Linked DNA regions of Homo sapiens: region 2 is linked to region 1. The links are chromatin loops, found by intact Hi-C in ENCODE. Cell type or tissue: heart right ventricle. All regions are shown on one strand. Each heading gives the region's core, and the rest is flanking DNA. Links, peaks and the distances in the headings are about the cores only.

The links. Peaks named below come from ENCODE experiments on the same cell type or tissue, not always from the same donor. Only the 100,000 strongest peaks of a DNase experiment are listed, where the experiment ranks them.
Region 2: a loop joins it to region 1, with 4 times the contacts of the local background. A loop is called at or near these places in 9 of 110 quality-filtered maps.

What each region holds. Positions count from the first base shown.
Region 1 is chr1:119,942,023-119,958,041 of GRCh38, forward strand. NOTCH2 (notch receptor 2) reads right to left here. Exons shown (of 34, transcript NM_024408.4): 13 at 13,018-13,210; 14 at 11,521-11,666; 15 at 8,702-8,815; 16 at 6,985-7,104; 17 at 6,392-6,544. Among named protein-coding and RNA genes, the nearest start is that of ADAM30, 54 kb to the left of the region's middle. RefSeq lists an enhancer at 6,644-6,938. In heart right ventricle, for the core only: a CTCF peak has its summit at 6,789 (motif pointing right); a DNase peak (open chromatin) is centred at 6,789; H3K27ac peaks cover 857 bases.
Region 2 is chr1:119,740,503-119,753,899 of GRCh38, forward strand. It overlaps PHGDH (phosphoglycerate dehydrogenase), which reads left to right. Exons shown (of 12, transcript NM_006623.4): 9 at 1-16; 10 at 1,265-1,395; 11 at 2,305-2,542; 12 at 3,384-3,713. The coding sequence ends at 3,538. HMGCS2 (3-hydroxy-3-methylglutaryl-CoA synthase 2) reads right to left here. Exons shown (of 10, transcript NM_005518.4): 7 at 12,778-12,884; 8 at 12,047-12,172; 9 at 10,295-10,406; 10 at 7,500-8,339. The coding sequence ends at 10,300. Among named protein-coding and RNA genes, the nearest start is that of HMGCS2, 22 kb to the right of the region's middle. In heart right ventricle, for the core only: a CTCF peak has its summit at 3,764 (motif pointing right); a DNase peak (open chromatin) is centred at 3,771; H3K27ac peaks cover 1,750 bases.

The sequences.
Region 1 (16,019 bases), core at 2,659-10,658:
CACACATTTGGAAATCAAATATGTGCCCCAATACACAGAATATCAATCAATATTTTCAAAAGGTATATGTGATTGTGGAGTGTGTGGGGGAGGACAAAATACACATATTCATGTTTTTCCAGGCATATTAATTATATAATCTTCTCTCTCCCTTTCATTTCCATCTCCTCTCTCTCTCTTTTTCTCTCTCTTTTAGATTTCAGTAGCCTTATGAAACACAGTTTAAATAAAAATTGAAATATCACATAGCTTGATCTTGGAACACTTTATACTCATAGTAAGGAACCAACAAATTTTAAGCTACAGTCATGCCACGGCACTCTACAATTATATGCCATACAAATCAGAACAAGAAAAATAAGCTGTAGCTATGGCTCTTAAGGAACTTAAAAATATAATTGCAAAGACAGGTCATACATGTAAAATGAAAACTAAATACTAAACTAAAGGGTAATGTGACCTTTATTTTATTAGCGAAACATTTAATATACTTTATTCATCTCTTGAACTAATTCCCTTATAAGACTCATCTGCAATCTCTATTAAAGCAATTGTAAAAATTGTTTCAGTTTTTCTTAACCACAGTACACAGCTACTATAATTTCCATAGCATCTTTCAGGAAACTCACCATCCATAATTTACTGAATTATTTTAAACTCATTGTAAATATTGTTGGTCCCACTTCATACAGAAAAATTTAAAAATACTCAATATTTTGAATGACATGTTACTTAATGTGAGAAAGGAATACAAACAGCTTGATCTCACTCCCTAAAGTTCTCCATCAATTGTGCCTTGGATACTTTTTCACTATTTGTAATACATCATTAAAATTATTTGTCCATATGTCTTTTTTTTTTTTTTTTTTTGGTGAAGTCTCACTCTGTTGCCCCGGCTGGAGTGCAGTGGCACAATCTTGGCTCACTGCAACCTCCGCCTCCCGGGTTCAAGAGATTCTCGTGCATCAGCCTCCCGAGTAGCTGGAATTACAGGTGCCTGCCACCACGCCTGGCTAATTTTTGTATTTTTAGTACAGACCAGGTTTCACCATGTGGCCAGGCTGGTCTTGAACTGTGTCTATATGTCTTTCTTCCCTAACAGACTATGAGCTTCATGAAAATAGAAACTAAAACTTATTTATCTTATCACTGCCGGCACCTAGCATGGTGGCCTCTATATGATAATCTGAAGTTATATATCCTGTAAATTAAGGTGCCATTATTAATGCATTGTGATAATCTCATTTGAAGTTAAATCACTATACAAGTAACTAAGGATCGGTCAGTACATACATGTAATAAAACTATTAAGGCTGGGGGAAGAACCACCAGAAAGAAGTAGGCAGAATAATCCCTAGAGGTTTCACTGGGCTGAGAACAGCTCATGTTTATTCAATAAGAATGAAAAAAACCACGTGGCAGTAAGTAGAGTCCTGAGGGACCCCTGTTGTAGTAGTGAGCCATATTAGCCCTCAACTAAAGACTATTTTGGAACCAATTAACAAACCTTGAAGTAAGACTCTGAAGGATTGAACTATGTCCAAATAATTGAATATTTGAACAAAGCTCAAAAATGTTTTTTTAAAAAAGATTTTTAAAAAAATTCAGCATGGAACAATGTAAGATGGATGTCTAGCATCCAGTAAAAAGTTACCAGGCAGGCAAAGAAGCAGGAAATACATTCAAAATGAGTAGAAAAAATATGAACAGAAACATACTCAGGAATTTCTCATATGGTAGAAAAGTAGGTAAGGACAATAAAATATGGTCAATTATTATCAACTAGAAAACAACGATACTCAATATATTCAAGAAGGAAATAAAAGCATGAACATGACAAAGAGGGAGGTAACGTTAAAAGAAAGACTTGAATTAAACTTCCACATATAAAAACATAATATCTGAGGGAAAAATATACTAAATGAGATGAACAGTAAACGAGAAACTATAGAGGAAACAATTAGTAAACTTGAAAGTATAACAAAATAACTTCAAATAGTAAAATAATCCAAAATAAAACACTAAGTGGAAAAAACACTGAAAAATAAATAAATCAACCTTGCAGCCTAATAAATGCATAATGAACATTATAAAAGGGAGACGCAAAAACTTTTGAAAAAAATAATGGCTAAATATTTACCAAATAATGGTTAAAATATTTTCCAGACTTGGACCCATAACCAAAAATATCAGTAAACTCCAAACAGAAGAAACATAAAGAACACTACACCAGGCTAGGCATGGTGGCTCACGCTGTAATCCCAGCACTTTGGGAGGTCCAGGTGGACGGATAACAAGATCAGGAGATCAAGACCACCCTGGCTAACACGGTGAAACCCCATCTCTACTAAAAATACAAAAAATCAGCCGGGCGTGGTGGCGGGCACCTGTAGTCCCAGCTACTTGGCAGGCTGAGGCAGAAGAATGGCGCAAACCCAGGAGGCGGAGCTTGCATTGAGCCAAGTTCACGCCACTGCACTCCAGCCTGGGCGACAGAGCGAGACTCAGTCTAAAAAAAAAAAAAAAAAAAAAAGACCACCACACCAACAGGCATTATAATCAAGTTGGTAAAAATCAGTGGAAAGAGGATATCTTAAAAGCAGCCACAGGAGAGAGAATTATATATGAAGGAACAGATAAAAGAATTGTGGAATAACAGCAGATTTCTCCTCAGAAATAATGCAAGGAAGAAGATAATAGGATAGCTTTAAAGTGCTGAAAGAGAAAGTCAATTTAGAATTCTCCTCCCTGTGAAAATATCTTTGAAAACTAAAGCAAAATAAAAACCTTTCTGACACACAAAAACAGAAAGACTTCATCACCAGGAGACAAAGACTACACAAAATATTCAAGGGATTTTTTCAGACAGAAGGAAAATGATACCTGATGGAAACACAAATCTACATAAAAGAATAAAGACCAATAAGACTTGAAAATACGTAGGTAACTTAAAGACTTTTAAATTATTTTTCAAATATCTTGAAAAAAATTGACCTTTTAATTACATATTTGATGGGTTTAATGCTATATACATTTTATAACAACAATAGAAGAGAGGCCAGGAGGAATGTAAATGTGAGTGTACAGCTCTTCTCCTCTATATGAAGTGGTACGATTGAAGGTACATTATAATAAGTTAAAGCTGCACACCAGTAAACCCTACAATAACTACTAAAAAATATGTAACCAATATGGTAGTGAATATAGATAAAGTTTTGAAATTTATGTATGTAGATAAAATGTAATCATAAAAATACTCAATTATTTCAAAAGATGTCAGAAAAAGGAAAATGGAAACAATACACAGAAGAACAAAGATAAAGCAAACAGCAAGATGGCATATTTTGAAGCCAGCCATATAAAAACTACATTAAATTTAAACAGTCTAAATACCTGAATTAAAAGATAGACACCATCATACTGGAGAAAAAAAGACAAGACCCAATATACGCTCTCTACAAGAAACCCATTTTAGAGAAACAGGCCAGAAGTAAAAGGATTTTTAAAAACACACTCTAATAATAAAATAAAGCTAGAGTAGCTATATCAGTATCAGGCAAAGTAGACTTCAGAGAGAGAAATATGACAAGAGTTTAAAAAGGCCATTTCAAAATGATAAATGGGTCAATTCCTCAAAAGGACATAAGAACCCTAAATGTTTATGCACTTAAGATTAGAGTTTCAAAATTCATTAAGCCAAAACAAATAGAATTACTAGAGAAACAGATGAATATACAATGATAGTAAAAGATTTCAATACTCTTGAATAAGAAGTAAACAGAAAGCCTCCTTATTATATTCTATGAATAATAAGTAGACAGAAAGTCATAGAGGACATAAAAGACCTGAATAACACTACCCTATCCAATTTGAATTAATAACATTTATAGAACACTGTATGAAAAAAATCTGCAAAACAGACATTCTTCCCTTTCAAAGAAAGAAGAGACAAATTACCAATAGTAGAAACAAGAGAAGGAAACCATCACAGATCTAATAGACTATTAAAGCACAGTAAGGAAATGTTATAAAACAAATTGATGTTATGTCAACAAATTTGACAAAACAGGTGAATTGGACTAATTCTTTGAAAGACAGATATTACCAAAGCTCAATTAAAAACAGATAGCCCATATGGCACTTATATGTATTAGGAAAACCAAACTTGTAGTTAAAAACTTTCCCAGAAAGAAGGTTCCATGTCTATATATTTGGAAGAAAACACACCAGTTCTACACAAACTCTCCCAGAAAGTAGAAAGAAAAACACTTCCTGATATGTTCTATGAGGACAGCATTGCCCTCTTATCACAACCAGACAATGGTAGTCCAAGAAACCTGGAGAACAATATCCTTCATGAACACAGATATAGAAATCCTTAACAACATTTTGGCAAATCAAATCCAATAATACATAAAAGGAATAACACATAATGACCAAGTGGAATATAGCCCATAAATTTAAGATTAGCTTTTAACATTTGCAAAATGTTAAATAAAGTTGATGACAATTTACTTACATTAAAAGACCAAAAAATAATATCACCATGTCAACAGATGTAGAGAAATCAATTGCACACCAAAAAATCAACATTCATTCATTATAAAAATACAAAAAGACCTCTTAAAAACCAGAAGTACAAGGTCTCTCAATTTGATAAAGGGCCTTTATGAAAACCTATAGGTAACATCTCACTTAATGGTAAAAGACTACATACTTTTCCCCTAGGATCAAAAACAAGGTAAGGCTTCTCTCACCACTTCTATTCTGTATTTATTGAAGATCTTAGTACAATAATACTAAAATAAATAAAAGGCATACAGGGTTGAAAAGAAATTAAAAGGCATAAGGGTTATTTATAGACAGGATGATTGTATCTGTAGAAAATCCTAAGAATCTAAACTATCTAGAGGCTAACCTACGAACCTACAACTAATAAGAAGTTAGTTTAGTACAGTAAGAAAACAAAATTAAACTTGACTTTTAAGTCACACAATATGTAAAAATTAACTCAAAACAAATCATAGGCCAAAATGTAAGAGCTAAAATTACACAACTTTTAGAAGAAACCACAGTAGATAAACCTCAAATTTGGATTAGGTGAAGATTTGTTAAACAAGATACATGAAGCATGAACTATAAAGGAAAAACATGCATACACTGAATTTCATCAATGTTAACATTTTCCTCTTCAAAAGAAAATCAAAAGAGAAGCTATAAATTGGAGGGAAATCATTGGGAAGCAAATACCTGTCAAAGAATTCTTATTTAAAAATACAAAGAACTCTTTCAACTCAAGAAGACAACCTAATTATTTCAAATGGGCAAAAAATTTAAATAGACATTTCACCAACGAAGATAGGCAGATGGGCAAAGCACACGAAATGATGCTTAACATCATTGGCAGAGAGAATAATACAAATTAAAATCACAATGAAATACCACTCTACACCCACTAGAAGAGCTAAATTTAAATGATATCACCAAGAGTTTGTGAGCATATGGTTCAAACAGAACTTTCATACAATTCTGGTGAGAATGAAAATAGTACAACCACCTTGGAAAACATTCTGGCAATTTCTTAAAAAGTGAAACATACACTTACGACATGATTCACCGATTCTACTCCTAGGTATTTACTCAAGAGAACTAAAACCATATGTCCACACAAAGACTCATTCATAGCAACTTCATTTGTAATATCCCCAAATTGGAAAACACCCAAATGGCCATCAACCAATGAACTGTAATATGTCCATACAATGGAATACTGCAGAACAATAAACTAGAATGTACTATTGATATAAACAACATGGACGGATCTCAAATACTATGTTCATTAAAACAAGTCAGAACCTCTCCTGACTTATGCTTATCTAACTGCATTTATATAAAATGATAAAATCTGCCAACTAATAATCTATAGTGACAGAAGGTAAAACTGTGACTCCACAGGCAAGAAAGAGAGAAGGTTAAATTGCAATGGGATGAAGATAGTTTTAGGGTGACAAATATGTTTATTATTTTGGGTGATAGTTTCACTTACTATATGTCAAAATGTGCCAAATTGTACACTGAAAATATTTGCAGTTTAATGTACCTTAATTATACCTCAATAAATCTGTTTTTTAAAAAACACTATCATAGCATTGTCCTCACATTTTCAATGTTCACAAATTAAAGGGAATGCTTAAAATATATTCCACTGCCTCAATTCCCAAGGACACTAGCTTCAAAAGAAAGAGTTAAAACACTACTGTTAAATATGCTGGATAAATGACCGGTATGCCCAATGTCAGGCGTGAAAGGCGGCAGCCTCCACTGGGCTCTCCTCTGCTCCCTGTGTGTTTTCCTCTCCTCTGGGGGCTTAAGAGCTGACTGGCATACTCACTGGCAAGGCAGTCATCAATGTCCTCCTCACAGTCCATACCACTGAAGCCTGGTGGACATTCACACATGTAGCTGCCCTGGGTGTTATGGCAGAGACCATGGTTCATGCAGGGCTTGGAGATACACTCGTCAATGTCAATGGTACACCGCTGACCTAGGAACACAGGGCCAATAAATGACCTAGTCCTTGGAAGCTGATTCCCACAAAAATCTACGCAGGACCTGAGCTTAGTTGGGGTGCATGGAGCTATTCCACAGACAAACTGGTTGGCCCCCTGCTTTAGGAAGTTCCAGGAAGACTTCTGTGGCCTAGGAAGTTGCTGCCAAGGTGCTTAAACTCCCTGAAGAATGAACATCATGGCTTGTGAGGCTTAGGTTGCAGCCTTCCAGCCGCTAGGGGGCCCCGAAGACAAGGACAATGGAAAGGCTTTCTAAGCCATTTCAAGTAGCAGCTCCTTTGCAAAACCTGTGTGCTCTTGACAAGATGGACAGGCCTCATAAGACCAGCAGGGCCTTCCATATGATCTGATAACCTGACCACTTTGTTTAAAGTCAGAATGCATGTTCTTGGCTTCTCCACACCCATGTTCTTACCTTGCCAGCCAGGAGCACACAAGCAAGTATAACTCTCAAAATTTGGTGACTCTTTGCAAACAGCAGCATTCTCACAAGGGTTTGGGGAACAGGGAGCCAATACTGTCTGACAATTCTTGCCTAGAAAGTAAATGACAGAGTTTATGACAGATAAACAGGTAAGAAAACGAAAATTTTCCTTATCCCAAGGATGTTCTCTGAATTCAAGTCAAAAGTCCTGATTAAGAGGCTTTGAAAATGGAGAAGCCCATGATCTTTCCAGCATTGGCTCTGATATTGTTAACTGTGTAACCTTGGGCAAGATAGTTAGGGACCTCCTACAACTGTGATTTTATGAACTAGGCCTGTTAAATGTAGTTTCCCTACACTACTATTTCTTTTTTTTTTTTTTTTTTTTTGAGACGGAGTCTCACTCTGACTCTCAGGCTGGAGTGCAGTGATGCGATCTCGGCTCACTGCAACCTCCACCTCCCAGGTTCATGCCATTCTCCTGCCTCCGCCTCCCGAGTAGCTGGGACTACAGGCACCCACCACGACGCCCGGCTAATTTTTTATATTTTTAGTAGAGACGGGGTTTCACCATGTTAGCCAGGATGGCTGTGATCTCCTGACCTCGTGATCCGCCTGCCTCGGCCTCCCAAAGTGCTGGGATTACAGGGTGAGCCACCGTGCCTGGCCTACTATTTCTTCTAGAGGGGAAAAAGTAACAATGTGCTATCAAGTCTTTCAGGTAACACAGTCATGCTATGGCTATTCTGCTACTCTACACAACTTAGAGTCACTATTAACAGCTGCTATTAACAGCTCAAGACTCCAGGGAAGTAATAACTCAGCCATGCTCCTGACTGCATGCCGCAACCTGATGAAACAGGCAAAGTTATTGTCTATGTTTGTGTTTTGTTCCCTCTGAATGAGAAAAATAGATGAAGAGGAGATAAACAAGCCATAGAAATATAACCAATCACAAGAAGGCGATAATAAGCCAGTAGAAAACAAAGAATAAATGTCCCAAGCACACTCCAAACATAACAACTGAAACAAAGAACAGCTATGTGACATGCAGTCACACTCACGTCTTCTCAGTTGTAACAGCCATCGAAGGGGTGACACCTCTGAGTGAGATGTAGCGGTACTGAATGTGGGAAGTAAAAAGGCCATTAAGAGGAAAAGCTTCAGATTCAAAGAGACCTACAGGTAAATCCTAGATGTACTACTTACCTATATGACCTTGAGCAAGCAAGCTCCCTTTGCCTCAGCCTCCTCATGTGTAAAATGGCAATAGGAACTTCTACATTGTAGAATTATTGAGGAATACATTAAATAATCCAAAGTACAAAAAGTGTCTGGCACATAGTAAATTACCAATAAGTGGTAGCTGTATTATTGAAACTAAGACAAATAGCTAATGTCCTGGAAACATTCAAATGATAGACAACCATCATCTATGTGCCTGGTTCCAGCCACATACAATTAAAAAAAAATTTCTTTCAAATACTAAAGTACAATGTAGGCAAATGACTGTCCACCACTTGCATCTTAGGAGGCCACAATGTTTCCTCAAAGCTCAAGATCCAGTCAGTAAAGGCAGGAAGGACAACTGAGGAGTGAGCCCTCGGAGGAGCATTACAGCCCCACAGACCTGGGCACTGAGACTCAGGCACTGACAAAGCAAGGTCAAGTATCCCCTCTGGTCCCTGCTGGTACCTCCAGGACCCACCTGTGTATGGCAGCACACAGTGGCAAGTGTAGCCACTTATGTCATCAAAGCAGGTTCCTTGGTTCAGGCATGGATTTGAGGCACATTCATCAATATTCACCTGGCAGTTATAGCCTGTAGACAAAAGGAAAAAACCAAAAACAGTAAAACTTTCTGACAGCCTCATCAATTTCTAACCAATTCTCTTTAGGGGTAAAAACTGAACACATCAGAAATTGCATTCATTTCTTCAGGCCACTGAAATACCTGTTCATTCATTTCAGCCCCATGTCCCTGAAATACAGTCAGTAAATGACAGCAATTAGTTGAAAAGATGAATGGAAAAACAGTCTATTCTAATGATCTGAAAGCCTAATGCCCCTCCAACTACAAATAACTTCTCAATAATGAAGTTCTTGGTTCAAAAGCTTGTTGCAGGATCTATTTATTATTTATTTATTTTTGAGACAGGGGGTCTCACTCTTGTCATTCAGGCTGGAGTGCAGTTGTGTAATCATGGCTCACTGCAGCCTCGACCTCTCGGGCTCAGCAATCCTCCCACCTCAGCCTCCTGAGTAGCTAGAACCACAGGTGCATGCCATCATGCCCACTTGATTTTTTAAATTTCTTGTAGAGATGAGGTCTCGTTATGTTGCCTAGGCTGGTCTCCAATTTCTGTGGCCAAGTGATCCTCCCACCTTACCCTCCCAAAATGCTGGGATTACAGGTGTGAGCCATCGCACCCAGCCAATAGCTTGTTGCATGATAAACATAAGCTCTTTGTATATAACATTTCTGGTCAGGAAAAGGGATGATGTTTTTGAATACATTAATCAAAGCCTCTGGTTTATGCCCATTTTTTCATAGGCACCATGTCTACCACCCATGTGGTACTTCCTGAAGTTACAAAGCTGTTTTCTCCTGATTCAAGGCATGAAACCTTCTCCCACTAAGAAAAGGATAAAAGGAATAAAAAATTAGTGGAGATAGCACAGTACCCAAATACTGCACACCTTTGCATCTCCAATAGGGCCTGGCACAGAGCCTTAAAGTAGAGAAACTATGGCACTGTGGAAAAGAAAACATGGTCTAGGAATGCAGAGGTATGGGTTCAAGGAGTATTCTGCTGCCCACTGGGCATATAATTTGGGATTTTACCTTTTGAATTTTATTTTGTTCACTGATAAGCAAGTCTCAGAAGATAAAGAAATAAAAGTGTTTTGAAATCTACAAGTTTCTTTGCCAATGTAATACAATATATCAGAAAATTAATGGCTGAAATACAGTCTCAGAAATGTTTCAAGTAATCAAATAAAGTGGCTCTAAAACATGCTGATGTATCACAATAGCATAGCACAATATTTGAGTGAGGAAATCAATGAATAAATAGACAGATGAGTGCAAATATAATGATTTACCCACACGGCTCTCTTTTGTGAGTTTCCAAGAGAAAACTGATGGTAGAAATATAACAGTGATAACTCAGAAGCAGATTTTACACAATTCCCATGACTATCCATTTGTTGGGTAGGCCAGCAGTCCCTCAGCATTTTTGGCACCAGGGATTGGTTTCGTGGAAGACAATTTTTCCATGATCCGGGGTTGGGGGGATGATTTTAGGATGATGATTCAAGCACATCCCATTTATTGTGCACTTTACTTTTATTATTATAATATTACACTGTAATATACAATGAAGTAGTTTTACAACTTACTATAATGTAGAATTGGTGGGAGCCCTGAGCTTGTTTTCCTGCCACTAGACAGTCCCATCTGGAGGTGATGGGAGACAGTGACAGATCATCAGGCACTAGATTCTTATAAGGAGCGCACAATCTACATCCTTCACATGTGGAGTTCACAATAGGGTTCGCAGTCCTATGAGAATCTAAGGCCACCACTGATCTGACAGAGACAGAGCTCAGGCGGTAATGTGAGTGACGGGGAGTGGCTATAAATACAGATGAAGCTTTGCTCCCTCACTGGCTGCTCACCTCCTGCTGTGTGGCCTGGTTCCTAACAGGCCACACACAGGTACTGGTCTGTAGCCTGAGGGTTGAGGACCTCCGGTGTAGACCAAAGATGACTAAATAACTAAGAATATCTCAATGTGTTAAAAAGTTTGTTGAAAGAGTTCTGAACATGTGGATTCTTCCTTGATATTACTACTATCTTAATTATAGTAAGCATAATATTTTCATTCTACTTCCATATATCTATTTGAACTATCATAGACTCAAACCTGGACCAGGAAGCTTATAATTAGACACTTGGCCAATGCTGTAAAACTGGAGTCTTAACTGCTCATCTTAAATATTACCATTTCAGGCTGGGTGCGGTGGCTCACGCCTGTAATCCCAGCACTTTGAGAGGCCGAGGTGGGCAGATCACCTGAGGTCAGGAGTTCATGACCAGCCTAACCAACATGGAGAAACCCCGTCTCTACTAAAAATACAAAATTAGCCGGGTGTGGTGGCATATGCCTGTAATCCCAACTACTAGGGAGGCTGAGGCAGGAGAATGGCTTGAACCCGGGAGGTAGAGCTTGCAGTGAGCCAAGATCACGCACCATTGCACTCCAGCCTGGGCAACAAGAGCAAAACTCTGTGTCAAAAAAAAAAAAAATTACTATTTCAATAGGTCACCTCTCTGCTAGGCTGAAGGTAGAAATTGTATCTATTCATGTTTTTATTCCCCAAGTGCCTTACAAGTCTAATTGCTCAATATGTTTGTTACACGAATGAATGAAAAAGAGAAAAGGAAACTAAGAAGTGAGTCAAGCAGTATGCAACAACAAGAAGACAAAGAGCAGACGCAGAAAGATGTACTTTTGTTTTCACCTTTAAAGCCCTTCTTGCAAGTACACCTGTATCCATTCACCAGATTGTCACAAGTTCCTCCATTCTGGCATGGATTCGAAAGGCATTCATTTTTGTCCACTTCACAGTTGATGCCAACCCAGCCTGCATCACAGAGACACTTATATCTGAAAGAAGACAAAACTTTTTACTATAGGAGGTATAAACGTATGATTGAGTCATAGAGTGAAATACAGGACTTGGTGAAGAAATGGGGTAAACTGATCTCATTTCTACTTTCATGGAACTATCCTTGCATCACCTTGCACATGGTGTGTACCATGTGGCCCTATCAGGTGTATCCAGTAAAGAAACCTTCTTGGTGCTTTCCTGGCTCACTAAGTTAGTGAAATTATAATGAAATTTCTTATGTAAACAATGGTTTCTACAATATATTGGGCCACTCTGAAGGAAACAATATCATGGATAAATCTGCACAATGTATGTTATTATACATAAAACTAAAGTAAAGCAAACATTAAGATCATTAGTTTTTGGTGCCAAATAGATACCTAGGTCACTGTCAGGGACCCTGAGCCACTCTAAGATGCTCCTGGGATATTTCATATCTAAGTCATGCTTTGTCTTGACCTAACACTTGGCTTCAGAAAGCACCTAGGGTATTCTGCAGGAAAAGGCACAGGAATGAAGGTATTTGAATTGTAAATATAATCTCCAATTTGAACATCACTAACACTTAGAATGTGATATCAGGAAATGATAGCTTTCTTATCGGGAGAATTTTAAGAAAATGAGAGATGGATAAGGGTGCCTTGAAGGCTGCTATACTCTGAAACACCAATACTGAGTTAATTAATTTTTAAATAACTTTATTTACTATTTGCCACTAAACACTCTTTATCCTTTCATCTTTCAAAGTTTGGCAAAGGAAAATGTCCAAAGCCATATCCTATGGCAAATGCAGCAAGAGTATAAGAGCGTCTCGTGAGACCTAAGGTCACTCTATGATTCTAGAAAATCACTAACACATCACACAAGTCTGTGGGGCTTAAAAATTGCAAATGTTTTATCAGGGACATTTCTAAAGTTGGCTGAAGCGGCCCTACTTCAGAGCACACACTGGCACTGTGACAGAACAGAGCTGAGCTATGTTTAAGCAGGGGAAAAAAAATCAAAAGCTAGAACATTCTTCAGAAATCATTCCAGTAATACATACTAAAAACATAACTGCCAAAGATTCATACAATGAGTATGGGTTCCTCCCATGAGGTCCTTGCTAATGACCCATATAAGGGAGACATTCCTCCTTATGTTCCATCTAGGTCCTCACTTATGGAAGGGAGGGGCCAGCTTCCATGGATTAAATGGTAATTCAGAAGGCTTTGATGCAGACTACCAAATCTTCAGCAAAGTTTCAGCTCAAAGCCCCATTTGACAACTTCAGGCTGTCACCAGTACTACAAGCCAACTGGCTTAACACAGGTCAATAAGAAACTATCACATGGGGCAGCTACTCACCCACTGAGACCTCCAGTACAGTTTCCATGGATGCAGGGATTGCTCAGGCATTCGTTCACCTGTGAGTAGCAGCTGGGGTGATGGGGTCCCTCGGGGCATATACAGCGGAAACCATTCACACCGTTGATACATGTTGCACCCTTGCGACAGGGATTGGAGGCACACTCATCAATGTCAATGTTACATCTCTGCCCTGTGGAGAAGGGGGACAGTGTTAGTCACATCCTAAATGCTTAGGAAATAGACCCAGAACTATAAGACACGTTATGTTGACATCCTTCATCTGCTCAGGCCATAAGGTGCCTTGAGGCACCAAATGTCAAGATGTAAGGAATTAGACACCCAATAACACTTAATGCCATGCAAAGGAGCAAAGAGCATTGACTTTTGATAATCAAGGAAAGTTAACAAAAGGCTGGAAAAGTGTTATAGCAATTTGGCATTTTCTTTCAACTCAGAAATGGGGAAACTTCACAAGGTTCTAAGAAGAGAATGTCAAATGTTACCAAAGAAGGCTTCTCTTCTTAATGCTGCCCTGAGTACAACTCAAAGAAGCATTCATTAACATGCTTTGTGCCGGTTTAGCACAAATTCATTTTCTCAGCCTCTTACATTTCTATTTATGGTAAATCCAAATTAACTGGAATGCTTAATGAATGGGCTAGTAACTTAATTCAATAATTAAATTGATTGTAAAGAAAGGTTATTTTGTTTTCATTCTTAGAGTCTATTAATCCATTTTTTTTGACCTCAGGAAGTAGAGTCTCAAAGTATAATTTTGTTGTCTTCTGATATTAGAGAAAATAATGCAGTCTGTCACTGCAGACCTATGGTTCTTAAACTTTAATGTGCAAAATCATCACTTTAAGTTGTTATTTTAAGTGGAGATTCCTAGGCCCTATCACCATAGATTGTGATGAATAGAATCTAGCAAACCATATTTTTTTAAATGTAGGTGGTGTAAAAACTAGATTTTGAGAAATTCTGTTCTAGACAATTATTACTTATCATCATCATACAATGTGGATACTGGGAGTAAGTGAAATTGAAGTGAATATGTTGCTCCTCCAAGACATAGCCAAGATTGCTCTTTAAAAAGATGTCTGCTATAACCTTGATATTTCTTAGGCTGAATAAAGTAATACGGGTCAGTTATACAAGTGTTTCCATTTGTTACATTTTGAGTAACTGAGATTTAACTATATATTCCAAAATGATATGAAATGTTAAAATTACCTATAATTCTATAAATGAGTGGCATCAAGCAACTGCTATGAATTTATATATTTCAAAGAACACAATGTTCTGATTCTGATTTTGAAAACATGCATTTTTCTCATTTAAGAAAGAGCAATCCTGTATTTAGAATAGGACATTCCAAATGAAACAGATACCCACTCCTATGAAGTATGAGTATTCACATTTTTTCACCCTCCATTGCTCTCTAAACCATCATTGGTGGTTCTTGTGGTAAAAACCCATAATCTGGAAGTGGCTGCTGTTTTCCTCTTAAGTGTTTTATTAATAGCTTATTTTTAAATACTATTTCCTTGGCCTCAACCACTGATTCTTTGAGCTGTTTGTCAGTGGCACCAAAATATGAACCAGAGCTCTTCAACCACACAGTTAGCCTCGGCCCGTAATATAGTGAAGGATAACAGGAAAAAGGTTTCTTCATTTTTGGTCTTTTCTTGGAAGCGTCTCCTCAGAAGCCACTCCTCCCAAGTTTTCTTTATTTGCTTTTAAATTTATTCTTTGCAGAATAAATTTTCAAGCCATCTTTATCTGAAAGCATTAAATGCAGTCCACTATGTTGATTGACAGCTGTTCCATCAGGAAGGTCCTACCCTCAAGGAGTTTCCACTGAGCATGAGGAAAGTCCAGTGGAAGGCCAAGAAATTTTTTGGGCTAGGTAACTAAAATGAGAAGTTACCCAGTGTTTCTTCTGACTTAGGCACTCAATAAATTGGTGTTTAATAAATGAAAACATGGTATAGTCCACACTTCAGAGTCTGGCATTAGCTAGCAAAAGCGCTATATTTGAGTCCCATTCATTCGTTCATTCAGCAACATTCACTAAGCGTTTCCTACGTGCCAGACATTGCTTTAGACACTTGCTATAAAGATGATTAAACGAGGTCTCTGCCTTCTGGGAACTCACAGTCCTCACTATGCAACTCACTGGCAGAGGCCATGAGTATATACATCAAGGTCTGTCTCTCAGTTGCCTTATTTGTTAAACGGGTATAGTAGAACTTCCTTTCTGGATTGTTATGAGAATTCAGGAAGATAATGGGCATGAAGGTGCTTTGTAAAACTGAAAAGCAGTTTATAGAAGTATCACATAATTCCTTACATTCCCCCATTTAAAAAGGTTCTAAGAGAACAGATAACTTAGTATTAAAACAAAAAAATCCCCTTTAAAGCTGTCAAAGCTATTATTAGAATGATATGGGAAAAATATATTAAAATAAAACAAGAGCAAGAATAAAACTCCTCACATTTACCACTCATGAGTATATACCACAGTCATCTCTAATGTTTTTAGCAGCTGATTAAAAAAATCATCTCAGACATAGGCAACAGTTCCATGAACAGGGGACCACCTAGTAACCAAAACATTCCATTTCTTGCTTATAAGGTTTCATGCTACACCTTAGGTTTATTTTAGAATATTTTTAGCCTATGTTCTCCCTTCTTGGCCTTCCTGGTTTGCTGAATATTAAAAAGAGAAAGAATATGATTCATTGGCATTCTGAAAAAAATGAGTCCAGTAGAAGCCTTATATAAACACACACACACACACACACACACACACACACACACACACACACACACACACACAACAGGCCCCTAATCAGGATGTCCAGTGTAGTGGGAATGAGCATGGGCTCAGGGGTCAGATTGCCTGGGATGTAATTCTGGCTGCTGTGCACTGGTAACATTACTTAACATCTCTGTGTTCTGGGTTTCTTATTCTGTAGGTATTCTCAACGTCGGTG
Region 2 (13,397 bases), core at 1-8,000, 200 kb before region 1:
CAGGTGATAACACAGGGTGAGCTGGGGACCTTGCAGAGGGAGGGGGAGGAGGGGATGAGGGAGTGTGGGATCTGCCCTGCTGGGTGTATTTGCTGCAGGACACAGGGTTAGTGAGAGGCAGTGAGGGTGCCTTGGACCCTGCCCTGAGTATAGCTCCCTTACTACTGGTGGGAGGGTGGTAAAGGGAGGGGTTAAAAAAAGTCGTTGGAAAGATGTACTGAATATTCATAAATCATGTTTATGTAGCATTTTTAAGACCTAGATATTTTGGGTGCAAGAGAAACCTCTACGAGAGAGAGAGTTTCATGCGAGAGGTCGTAGGATGGCTGGAGGGAGGCCCTAATTAAGCAACAGGATGCTGGATTCTGGTTTTTGGCCCTGTCTCTTCCCTGCTGTGTGACTCTCCCTTCTGAGGCTTGGATTCTTCACTTGTAAAGTGAGAGTTAGGGGCAGATGAGCCAGGAGCGGTGAGGACACTTTGTGCTCTGTAACTTACTAAGGTGGTACCTTGGGCCGTCTGACAGCCCTCGAGAGAGAGTTTGCTCAGCCGTGGAGTGGGAATGAGAACAGTGCCCTCTGACCACCCCTCGGGCTGCTGAGTGGGCTGTGGCCACCTTTGCAGTGGATCCAGTACTGTGCGGATGTGGTTGAGTGACCAAGGAGGGCTCCAGTTTCCTTAACCCTGTAGACGTGTATCTTTCCCCATGGACTCTTGGGTGTCTCACAGTTGGGCAGAGATTGCAGGGAGAGGGCAGCTAAACCCTAGGCATTGACAATACCAGGGAAGGGCAGAGCCAGGGGGTCCCACTGGCCTGGGTGTCCAAGCGCCGAAGGAAACAAGGCAGGGAGCTGGGCAGCAGTTGCTTCGGTTACTTCTTTCTGCTTTGATTTCCTGAGGCTGGCAAGGCTCTGAGTGCCAGGAAGGGGTAAGAGTAGGGAATTTTCCTGTGTCCCCTGGGAGAATAATAGGTAGGCCAGGATGGCCAAGCCAGGTGCAGGGTTGGGGAGCGGAGTGGAGTTGAGCTGAGTTTTGGAGAGGAGTTTCTCAGGGTGGTTAAAACATCCTGGGTTTCCTGGCTTGGGCCCAGATTATGCCTCTTCTGAGCCCACTGAAGGGCGAGTGGACCTGCCTGGAGCAAGCTGCCTTTGGGGTCCCCAGGGCAGCGAGGAGCCCATAGTCCAGAGCTAGGTGCCAGTGGCTTCCTGCCCCCTCCTGTAGTGCTCAACAAACAGTGACCTCATGGTAGCTTCTCTCTGTCCCCAGGAACATCCCTGAAGAATGCTGGGAACTGCCTAAGCCCCGCAGTCATTGTCGGCCTCCTGAAAGAGGCTTCCAAGCAGGCGGATGTGAACTTGGTGAACGCTAAGCTGCTGGTGAAAGAGGCTGGCCTCAATGTGCGCCCCTCTCCCCCACGCTGCCTCCCCATCCCTGTCAGCACTAGTCTTCTCCCCCACATTTCCAGAGCCCGTTCTCTGAGCGGAGGCCTAGGTCCCAGCCTTGCATCGGCCTGTCTACCTGTGAGGGGTAGCTGCAGTTTCTTCAACTGCAAAATGAAGATACTGCCTGGCCCCGAGTGTTGCTAATGGCACTGCTTTGTGTATGAGTGCTGTGGGAATGGAGGCAGTAGAAGTGTCCCCATTTCACAGCCAAAGAAAATGACGAGCTAGTGTGTTTGACTCTGCCCGACATGGCTGCCAGGCCATGTTTGACTCTGCCTAACTCCCCTCAGGGCTCCTCATGCCGTAGCACCCGGGTTCTTGATTCACTTGCAAGCTCTAGGAGCCCTGCTGCCTTGCACGGCTTCCCGTTGGCGCCTTCCCCTCTGGTTCCCTGTTTAGATCAAAGTCTGTTTCAAAGCCTGTTGCTCAGCCAGTGGGAGCTGGCAGAAGGGATAGGCAGTAGAGCTGCCATGTCCTCACCCCTCTGCTCCCCTCCACTCCTGCATGCCAGTCATGCCACTGATGCCGTGCAGGAGGCTGTGTCAGAGCAGGAGGGGCCAGAGTGGAGTCTCCTCACAGCCCTGCCTCCCTGCTTTTCTTTCCTCCCTGTTTTCCTCCAAGCCTTCGCCTGTGCCTGGCAGATCTCTTTGCCCTCCCTTTAAGGAGATCATTGGCTGTTCCAGGAAGCTGATGCCGAAGGGCACACAGCTTGGCCCATTTGCCCTCTCCCTTCTGGTCCTGAATTACTGAGCACATTATCCAGGCTGGAGCCCTACATCCTACCAATGGGTGATTTGGCCAAGAGAGGAGGGTGGACGTGGTGCAGCCAGGAGGTGTAACAGTCACCTTGCCTTCTCCACACAGGTCACCACCTCCCACAGCCCTGCTGCACCAGGGGAGCAAGGCTTCGGGGAATGCCTCCTGGCCGTGGCCCTGGCAGGCGCCCCTTACCAGGCTGTGGGCTTGGTCCAAGGCACTACGCCTGTACTGCAGGGGCTCAATGGAGCTGTCTTCAGGCCAGAAGTGCCTCTCCGCAGGGACCTGCCCCTGCTCCTATTCCGGACTCAGACCTCTGACCCTGCAATGCTGCCTACCATGATTGGTGAGGAGGGCCCTGTAGGGCTGGCTGGTGTCCTTGAGGCTGGGGTGGGGTCTGCCCTGGAATTGAACTCTACCCACCTTCCTTTAGCCCCTCTTCATGTCCCAGGGTGTCTCTGGATCTGCACCATACAGAGGGTCTGATGCCAGTTTTCAGAACCTTCAGGGAGTGGATACTCAGTTCAAAGAGGGAAAGTGCCTTATCCAGGGTCACAGAGCAGCATGGCAGGGGTGGGGCCATAGCCTCTATTCCTGCCCAGCTGTGGATCCTCAGCTTGCCATGTTAGGTACACTGGACCAGCTTGTGGAGCCATAGCCCAGGAGCTCAGGGACATTGAGTGCAGGTTTCTTACTCCTACCTGCTGGCCCTGTGGCTGTCCCTGGTGGCCAGCCCAGCTGCAGCAAAACCTACAAAGCCTCCAGCCATGGTAGGCGTCTTGGACCTGCCCCAGTCAGCTGGGGCTTGGGCTGCTAGGGGTTTTGGCACACGTCCATGTTTGGCGGAGGGTGTGCCTTCAAACCCTGAAGGGCCTAATTTCACCATTCTTTCTGGCTGCCCAAGGGAACTTCCCTGCTTTTCTCCCTTGCTGTTGGCTGGATAAAACTGGCAATCAGAAAGTCAAGAGCTACAGCTGATGGTCATGGTGTTCCCAGAGAGTCAGGAATATCCATGGAAGCTGAGCAGATGCCCTGTTGCTCTCCCATCTCAGCTCTTTGATTCTGAGACCATCATCCGCTCATTGCACCTTTGATCACAAAAGCTTTGAACTTCTGATTCTGCTCCCAATCCCTCGCTCCTTTTTCCCCTATCCCCTGTGCCAACCAGGAGTTTCTTCTATTTCCAGGCCTCCTGGCAGAGGCAGGCGTGCGGCTGCTGTCCTACCAGACTTCACTGGTGTCAGATGGGGAGACCTGGCACGTCATGGGCATCTCCTCCTTGCTGCCCAGCCTGGAAGCGTGGAAGCAGCATGTGACTGAAGCCTTCCAGTTCCACTTCTAACCTTGGAGCTCACTGGTCCCTGCCTCTGGGGCTTTTCTGAAGAAACCCACCCACTGTGATCAATAGGGAGAGAAAATCCACATTCTTGGGCTGAACGCGGGCCTCTGACACTGCTTACACTGCACTCTGACCCTGTAGTACAGCAATAACCGTCTAATAAAGAGCCTACCCCCAACTCCTTCTGCACTTTTGTGTGGTCATTATCCTAAAGCGCCACCAGAGGGCGTCCAAAGGCAGACGTAGGGTTTGGTTTAGACTGCGGGAGCGGAGCGGGTGTGGGGGAAGATGGGGATGAGCAAATGGCTTGGTTGAGTTCTTTGAAGGTGATCCCTCTCTTGTCTGCCGAAGGTTACTCAGAGGCACTTTTACAGGAGCAAAGCTCAATGTATTTCACAGTGCTACGGTATTTCAGACCCCTTCCATCTGGGAATATACATGCACGTTAATAAGTAAGATTCAACACACAAGCCCAGCATTATGTACCAGGCACTGGGCTAGGTGCTTTACTTTAAGAGGAGAATTCAAACCTGACCCTTTTTCCATAGAAGTCTGGTGGGAGGGACAGAGCATGCAGAGGTGACTGGAAGCAGTGAGTGATGCTACAACAGAGGTGTATAGGAAATTCTCTAGAGTCCAAAGGAGGAAGTAATTTGAGCTGAGGATATTGGTGTCTCAGGAGATGTTTAGAAGGATTTCATAAGGGAAAGAAAGTGTAAAATTATGGGGGTATGAGACTATTTGGCAAGTTCACAAAGCAAGGTCAGTGTGGGTTGGTGAACATGTCACTTTTTTTTGAAAGATGATTTTCATGCAAAATACAGCTGAACGGCACTCTACCCAAAAGATTCACTTCAGGGAATTTTTTTCCCCATTAATAAGGGATGATCCATTCTTACTGTGTGCCCAGTAGTGTCTGTTTCTGAGATTCCTGGCCTGGCTAAGAAGGCTTGACACAGGGCAGCTGCTTGGCACTGGCAGGGGCGAGTCCAGCACTCTGGCCTCCTTAGTTTTGTGATGGAGCTAAGCATCAATAAGAACTCCAGCAGTAAGGGCTGTGTTAGTGTCTGCAGTGAACTCAGAGGGGTTGGCCTTGCTGTAGCTCACCTTGAAGGGAATGGGCCTGGTTGTGAATGTCATGGTCAACTCTGGACAGCTGTCTGACTGGGAACTCAGTGTTTAATTATCCTAGACCTTTGTTTCCTCATCTGTGGGAGGGCTAATGGTGCCTCTCACAGAACTGCAATGAGAATTTACTGGATTAAACAGTGACTTACGGGAAGTGCCAGGAGCACTTGGTGAATGTTGGTTTCTTCATCCTATGTTAGTCTGAGAGCAGACAGGCAGGTCTCAATTCTTTACATAGAACCAACCCCATGAACCAAATAGTTCTCAACATGACCTCATTGCAATTATGTTCAGCCAGATCTAGACACTGGGTGTCCTGACATCAGACAACCCATTCTCTCCAACTGGAAATATACCTGTGCCTCACATGGCATCCACTGAGGTCACTTGAGTGCACTGATGGATAGAAAAACAGGCTGAAATTTATGAAGTTAAAAATTCAGTTAAAAATTGAGCTCAATGTTTAGCCTCTCAGCCTCCTTCCTCATAAGCCCCTAAACAAATCATGTTCTGTGCACTAAGGTCTTCGGAACAGTACTAGAAACGCAGATTACTTGAGCATCTCAAAATATCTTCCTAGACTGGGTCATGAAAGAGGGCATGGGACGATCTTATCGTATCACGTCTCCCATGGCTGTCCACATGACCTCTCCCAAACTTAAAGGGCAGGATTCGTTGTAAAATTCAGCTGGTTTCTTTAGGAAACTCTGTAATATTTTTCATAATAGCTGCATCAATTTACATTCCCATCAACAGTCTAGAAAGTTTCTCCTTTTCTCCACATCTTTACCAACACTTGCTATCTCTTGTCTTTTTGGTAATAGCCATCTTAACAGGTGTGAGGTGGTATCTCACCGTGGTTTTGATTTGCATTTCCCTGATGACTAAGTAAATAGGCCAGACACAAAAAGAAAATTATTGCACTTACTCATTTATATGTGGAATCCCCCCCCAAAAAAGAGGTCAAATATATTGACATAGGAACTAGAAAAGTAGTTGAGGGGGGTGTCTAGGGAGATACAGGTCAAAGAATGTAAAGTAGAAAATACATAGGGTGAGTAAGTCAAAAGATCTGATGTACAACCTGAGGACTATAGTTAATAACAGTGTATTGTACTGAGGATTTTTCCTAAATTAGTAGATTGCAGCTGCTCTTGCCATGGTGGCGGGGGATGGGTAACTTTGTAAAATAATGAATATGTTAATTTGTTCCGTTACAGTAACCATTTTACTACATATATATATCTTACAACGTCATGTTCTATCCCTCAAATATATACAATGAAATTTTTGAAAAATCCAGCTAGGGCTACAGGGAGGGTGCCATGGACTCCCTCATGTTCTTTGTGGCATGTGGCATCTCTTCACTGCCCCTTTAGAGTAGAAGTTCATTCTTGTGCACACACAGCAGAAGGCTGGCTGTGAGCTCAGGGTGGAGGCAGGGCAAAAGCTGGGCCACGCACAGAATCTGCCTCAATGTGCTGACTCCTGAAGTTGTGATCAGTGTGTCCCCCTAGAGCTTGGGCTTGTCTCATGGTCAGTGGCGGGGCCATCTTTTGCATCAGTTTTAACATCACATGTTGAGTATTCCCGTTTGAATGAGTGTATCATAGCCCAACACTTGCCCAATCTGCCGTCCTCTCTCCTGCCCTAGGTCACCCTGTGTGAATTTTTGCCCACAGGGAAAGTCTTTATTTGTATGGTATCTGTAGACTTTAGGGTGAAAATGTTGACTGAGCCATTGGCAACTCATTCCCTCGTGTGCTGACCTTACATGGGGGAGAGGGCTTTGTTCAGAGCAGGCAGGCATCAGTGTCCCAGAGCTGCCAGAGGAAGGCCTCGGGCTCAGTATAAAAGTTGGTGAATAAGGAAGTTGGAGGGAGCCAGTGCTGATGCCCAGCTGGTGTGTGGGCTGTGGGCAGTGTCCATTCAATTGGTCAGCCCTTGACAACCTGGTTGTCGAATGTTTAATATCATTCCATTTGTGCTCAAATGCCTCCCTAGTGGAGACAGGCCTGGCCTCTGATGCAGGAAGTATGGGAAGTTCTGGTTGCTGAGGCTGACTGAGGCTGATGGAGAGAGTTTCAGCACCAACACTGCACAGTGAGCTTCTGTGTGGATAGAAGGCCAGGCCCGAGGCCTCTTGTCTCCAGAGCTAAGGTTAGTGCTGGGTTTTCTCCCCTGCACACAGATACCGAAAGGCACATGTTGTTCTGCTAGGGATGCCAACCAGGTTGAGGGCCCCTAAACATCTTGCTGAGGAGGTGCAGGCAGCAAGAGGGTAGCAAAGAGGGGCTGCTAAGCAGCGGCTGCAGCTGGTGTGATGAGTAGAGTTTTGCAGGCACCTTGAGAGAGGCCTGGGAAGGCAGTCAGCTAATGCTGGATTCTCTGAGCAAATTGGGGCTTATCTGGGATTTGTTGTGACATGAACAGCCTTGAGCAAAACAGTGAAGGGAACAGACCCAGCTTCTCATTCCTGTGGGGCCATTCTTAAGCGCTCCCTGAGGCTTAAGGGAGCCTTAAGCCTCCCCTGCTTCTCCTCCTCCTCCTCCTCCCCTCCTCCTCCCCTGCCCCCACCAGCTCTGCTCCCCGCCAATGGAAAGCATCCTCTCTCTTTTCCAAGGTGCCCTTTCCTCATGGGGGTGACTGAGGAAACTTTCTAAAAGGAAGTGATGACAACACCCTGATACTTTCCCTCTCCTCCCACTCCCGTCCTCAGCTCAATCCCCATCTGCCTGAACCATTGCTATTTTATAAGAGGACCCTAGAAGAAGCAGTGCCCTCCCCCAAGGGGGAAAGATCCTGTAATGGAATAATTTCCTGCCAGGCATCAAAATTTATTTATTTTTTTATTTTTGGCTATAGAAGGCAAAAACTTGTTAACCTTTGCGCTGTGTTTATTTGTTCAAATAACAGCGGCAAGGAATGACCAAGAAGATCTGAACTACAGCTCCTGCTGGCCCCTGTCTGCTGCTCTCTGTCTATGTGGTGTCTTTAGAACAGGGAAGTGGGCTGGGGGAAGCTGTGTTCTACCGTTCTTATTTGCCTTGTACCTGTCATAGCACTTGGCATGTGGCAGAAATAGAATGGAATTGCAAGGGGACAGAGGCAGCCTGTGAGGCAAGGACCCAGCCCTCTGACCCACAAGGTCTAGCAGGCTTGCTGCATGTTAGGCTGGGTTTGTATTCTGGGTTCCAAGAAACGCAGGAATCATTTCCTCTTTCTCTCTTTTTAATTGCTATATATTAGCTTAGAACAAGGTACAAAATTTGGAGATTCACAGGAACAGCACAGAAGTTTAACAATATTAATAATAATAAAGTTCTAACACATGACAGGAAAGTTTATCTGGATCTTGAAGGCAACAGCTGATCTGCATGCACATTTCTGGAGTCCAGTGATTCAGGAAGAGGTCTTCTCTCCATTGCTCCATCTTGCTCTTTCACAAAGGACCCCTAGTCCATAGCACCATAAGCCCAGGACAGTGATTGCAGCATGGAGAGGAATGAAGGGCCCGCTAGAGATGGCTCCTCACTCTACAGGGCTGATGCTTATGGGGCTACTATGTCGATTCAAATTCATTTACCAGCTAAGAGTGGGATCTTAAAAATATGATTCACGGGGAGAAGCTCTGCTAGCATACGTTTCCCAGGAAGCTTTCCATGGATCTGCAGAACTTAAATAAACAAAAAGTCATTCAATCATGGGTCTCCTCTTGGGCACCCTGCCCCCAGTACCTGCTTCTTGCCCGAGGTGTGGCTGTGCAGAGGGGCTCCCCTAACTGCATCCTGAGGGTGCTCCCACTATGCACCCTGTGCCAAGCCTGGACACCTGAGGGATCTGTGCCCAATGCTACTGGAGCCAAGGCTGGGGGTAGGCAGGGTCCCCGTCGCACATCTGCCTGTGATAGGAGAGCAGGAGAGGCAGGCTAGGGCGCTGCAGAGACCTGTAGAGCTCCACCATGAGCACTGCACTGACAGCAGCCCTTCATTTCTGCTAAAATCTCATTGTTGGAAGTTCACTGCTCATATTAATAATCAACATGAGAAAAGGTCAAGAGTTCCAGCTTTTTTTTTCAGGTATAATTCTGCCTAAGCACTTGCAAGAAGCTTGTCTACCATGAGAGGGAGGGAGGCTGACGTGGAAATTCTCCTTTAAAAATTCCAAATTTCTCTTTCTCTCTCCCCCTCCCGCTGACTCTCTCCCCAACCTCTCTCTCTCCCTTTCCCCCCTCCCTCCCTATTTCTCCCACTCTTCTTCTGATGAATGAACTAAGTTGACACATTTAACAGCCCCTCTTTGCTACTGACCTGCCCTTAAGAACCGTATTTCCAACATGCACACAGGCTCCCGGGCAGTACCACAGTCTTCAGGGCTGCTAACTGAGCTCGTCCTCTCAAAGGCATCCTGCGGCCCTCAGCCCACTTGTCCACCTCTCCTAGCCCTAACAACATCTGGGCTGCAACAGCCTAGCACCTGCCAATATCCCAGCGGTAAGGAATGAACCCAGGGCCCCTCCACCCGCACCTCTGCTTCCTCTCAGGTGGCTGTATCTGTGCATCTCTGCCACCCACTGACTTCTTCCTTCCCTTCCTCTGCTCCTTCCCTGCCTCGGCACACCTTTTTCTTCTTCCCTCTCCATCTACCAAAAGGAGGGGAAAATCTTAAAAACTTGAGCATGGAGACTGCACTAATTAAAATTTATGGGTTGTAAAATAAATCTCTTCTCACTCTATCATTCTGCTTATCCTACCTATTTGGTCAACTGAAGGCAGCTACCTGGGTTCATATAAGATTCTTATTTTTGAATGTTTGCTTTCCTTTAAAAACGATCATAAAGAATATCTCCCATTTCTCCTGTCACCGCAATCCTCTTTCACCTTGCTCTCTTCTCCCTATCCTTGTGTCCACGAATTTCCTGAACCTCATTGCTTCTCCCCAGAAGGAATCCCATGATATAAGAATTGTTACATGACCCTTAGCCTAAAACTCCCTCCAGCAGAAGTATCTGGCTTTAACAGAATCTTCAACCGCCCCATTCCTTATGAATCTGTCTCCCACACATTGGTGTGTACCATTTCTGAGGTTTTGGGGCTGTTCATCTTGGTTGTTCTGTTGCTCATCAGATCTGTTGATCTCATCCCCCTGGAGTAATGATTTCTATAGGTTCAGGTTCACAGCCTGTTCACTCAACGGATGCTCTGAATGCTAATCTGTCAAGCTTCTAGGAGAGCTTCCTATCTTCAGCAGATCAGGTAAACAAATCCAGCTCCTATTTTTCACATTCAAGATTTCAGAACATGTTTCTCCCCCAGCTTTTGCCTTTCCAAGGCAAAGAGCCCCAAGAGTTTTAATTGGTCTTTATGGTACAAATCCCCACTTCTGATTAGTTTGAAAGCTGTGAACCCTCCCTGGCCTGGTTAATGTTCCCAAACTACAAGATTCCTATTCTGAATACTTGCTTTTCCTTTTAAAAATTCCACAGATAATTCTCCCATTTCTCCTGTCACCCCAATCCTCTTCCATTAAACTTTCTTCTCCCTGCACCTGTCCCCACCTTCTCTCTCTGTGTTGTTACTCAGAGGAAGACATTAGGGTTTTATGCCACCAACTCTGCAAACTCTCACTCACCACCTTTAGACGGGACGCCGGGCATACTTTCGGCGATGCTGCTCGTCCACTCGCTCCAGGTACCAAGTACCTGGGAAAAGGCTGTTTGTGTCACCAGGTGGGGAGAAATTCACTGTGGAATGAGGAGAAGAGGCAGTACTCACAAAGAGTTATATGAGTTTTTGGAAGAGAAAATAGTAATGAAGATGTCTGCCCCTTCACAGTGAAGCTCTCTTGGCTGGGCTGTAAGGGGCTGCAAGGTCACCCTTAGTCCACCAAATAGAACACTGGACCCACAGAACAAGAGGGGCAGCCATCTTGAATCTAGCACTTAAGGCCTTAATAAAAGTCTATTAAGACTTTTATTATAAGAGTACAACATTTTCCTACAGTAAACATAGCCTTCCTCCATTGAAATCTTCATCCCATCCTTTTGCCAATAGTTCCTACTTTGAGACGTAATTCCCAGCTTCCTGTTTCCTAACAGACACGTCCTTCTAAACTCTAAATTTTCTGGTTCTGATTCATTGCAGTATTTCAGTGCTTTGTCCGTTAACGTTTGTCTCAGAGGTCCTATTTTTCTTTTCTTCTTTTTTTTTTTTTTGTTTTGAGACAGAGTCTTTCTGTGTCACCCAGGCTAGAGTGTGGTGGTGTGATCTCAGTTCACTGCATCCTCTGCCTCCTGGGTTCAAGTAATTCTCCTCAGCCTCCTGAGTAGCTGAGATTAGAGGTGTGTGCCACCACACTCGGCTAATTTTTACATAATTTTATTTTTTTTATTATATTCATATTTTTATAATTTTTATATTTTTAGTAGAGATGGGTTTTCACCATGTTGGCCAGGCTGGTCTCAAACTCCTGGCCTCAAGTGATCCACCTGCCTCTGCCTCCCAAAGGACTAGCATTACAGGCGTGAGCCACTGTGCCCTGCTCCATTTTTATTTTCATTGTCTTTCTTTGCTATAACATATCCACTGGTCCAGAAGAGATCAATGACCACTAGGTCTAGGTTTTCTGGAACATTTCCAATTCCGTATATTCTGTCTCCTTTTGAGACCATGCTGCAAAACAACATGCATCCCAAGTTTTGCTTGAGAATATATATAAAACCTGTAGAAATCATGGTAAAACTGTGTATTACTATGGTTTTAAAACCACCAACTAATCACTCTAGTATTACCTTTGGGTTTCATTTTCCTTTCATTTGTTGCTTTTGGAGCAATATTTTGTTTTTTGTTTTTATGTTTGGTGGAGAAAGAGGGCAATTTGGAGGGGACAGTAATATTTGTCGATAACATATTTATATAGAGTAATTCATTTAATTTGTTTGGAAATCCTGCAAAATCGGTATGATTTTAGAAATAAGACAACTGAGAAAAGTTCAACCATTTTTCCAAAGATAAACAGCTAGTGAGTGGCACAGCTCAGGGTTAGATTTGGATATCTAGCTCTAAAGTCTGTACTCTTTCAACTGTTGCAGATGGTATTTTCAAAGACTATACTTCTGGCTTCCATGGGACTACACATTCTGGGTGTTTAGCTATATTCTATACTGGGAAGCTGCATCCTGCCTCCCTCTTCCCAACTCTATCTTCTGTTTCCCCACCCACTTCTTGCCCCTTTGGACAACAGATCTTCTAGCAAATCTTCTCCCAACCATATCTCGTAAAAGTCTTGACCCTGGACTACTAAATTCTAGATTTCCAAAGAAATCCCTGGCTCCCAGCTACTGGAATGGGGTCTCTCTTCCTCTCTTCCTGACTTTTTTCTTACCCTTATGGTAGAATTGCTCTCTTTGGTTCATTATTTCTGTGAACTCCTCAGGAGACACACACTTTCGGGAGGCTAGGCGTTTTGGCAGGTCTGATGTGCTGGACACCAACTTGTCCAGGGGAGAGCCTGGGAAGCAAAAGCAAGATTGTTACACCTTTTTCATTGTCATTATCACTATTGCCAATCACGAGTTCAACAGAGAGCCAGGTTCTGTGGGAGGTTACACCCTGGAGGAACGTGTGGTGTGTGTGGCTTAGAATACCAAGAAATGATAAGCAAGCATACTTGTTAGCAAAACATGCAGGCAGACACACTGATTTGGTCAAGGTGTATGCCACATAGTACTTAAATGCATGTCCTTAATCACATCAATCACAAAATAATCAATAAATTCTTATTAGGTATCTCAAATCCATCAACTTCTCTTTAATCAGTTGCAATCAAACCACCATTACCTCTTGCCTGAACTAGTTACTGGAACAATCTAAGTGGTTTCCCCATATCCAGCTTTGTTCCTTTTCAATCTAGTCTCTAAGTAGTAGCCAAATAAGTGCTTTAAACACATAAATTAAACAAACTTACTCCATGCTTAAATCCCTTCAGTGATTTACTTTGCTATTAATAATAACGTAACTCTGTCAAGATGGCAGCCTCAGTAATGGTGGGGAAGAAGATGGTTATTCTACCAGATGAATCTTGTCAGGAAGGCCTACTAGAAAGATGACACTCACCTGGAGCAGCATCCTGGGATACTCGAAATGAAAAGAAACTTGCTGCTAAACCAGAGCCATAAGAGAAGGCACCAATCCTGGAGCCAGCCAGTTCTTGGGCAGAGTGGCTGTGGGGAAAGAAATCAAATAAAACACACACACACACACACACACACACACACACACACATATATGTATATATATATTATATTCTGCACTTCAAATAGAACAACAGCCTATCATCCCGATCTTCTCCCTGTCTACCTCATGCAACTAGAAATGGGTTCCAGGCACCCTACATAAAGAGGGACTTCTGGTAGACCCCAGGGACAGGCCTTTGTGTAGGAAACCTTGCCAAAAGGAAAGCAGCTAATATCCAAGATATATAAGGCAGAGAAAACACAAGATAATTTTTGGTGTACATAGAGCTTCTCCCCTCTCATGAGGACAGGGTAAATTCAGTGCATTCTGAAGGTGTCTCCAGATGGAGATCAGACCACTGGACTCACCCTTCAGGCTCCCATGTTGATTGGTAATGGTTCAGCAGTCATAACTTTTTGATCATCCCCTGTGAGTAATAATTTGATCAAGTTCACCCATAAGCACTTTTTCCTGCCCGTTTTTTTTTTCTTTTTTTGGCA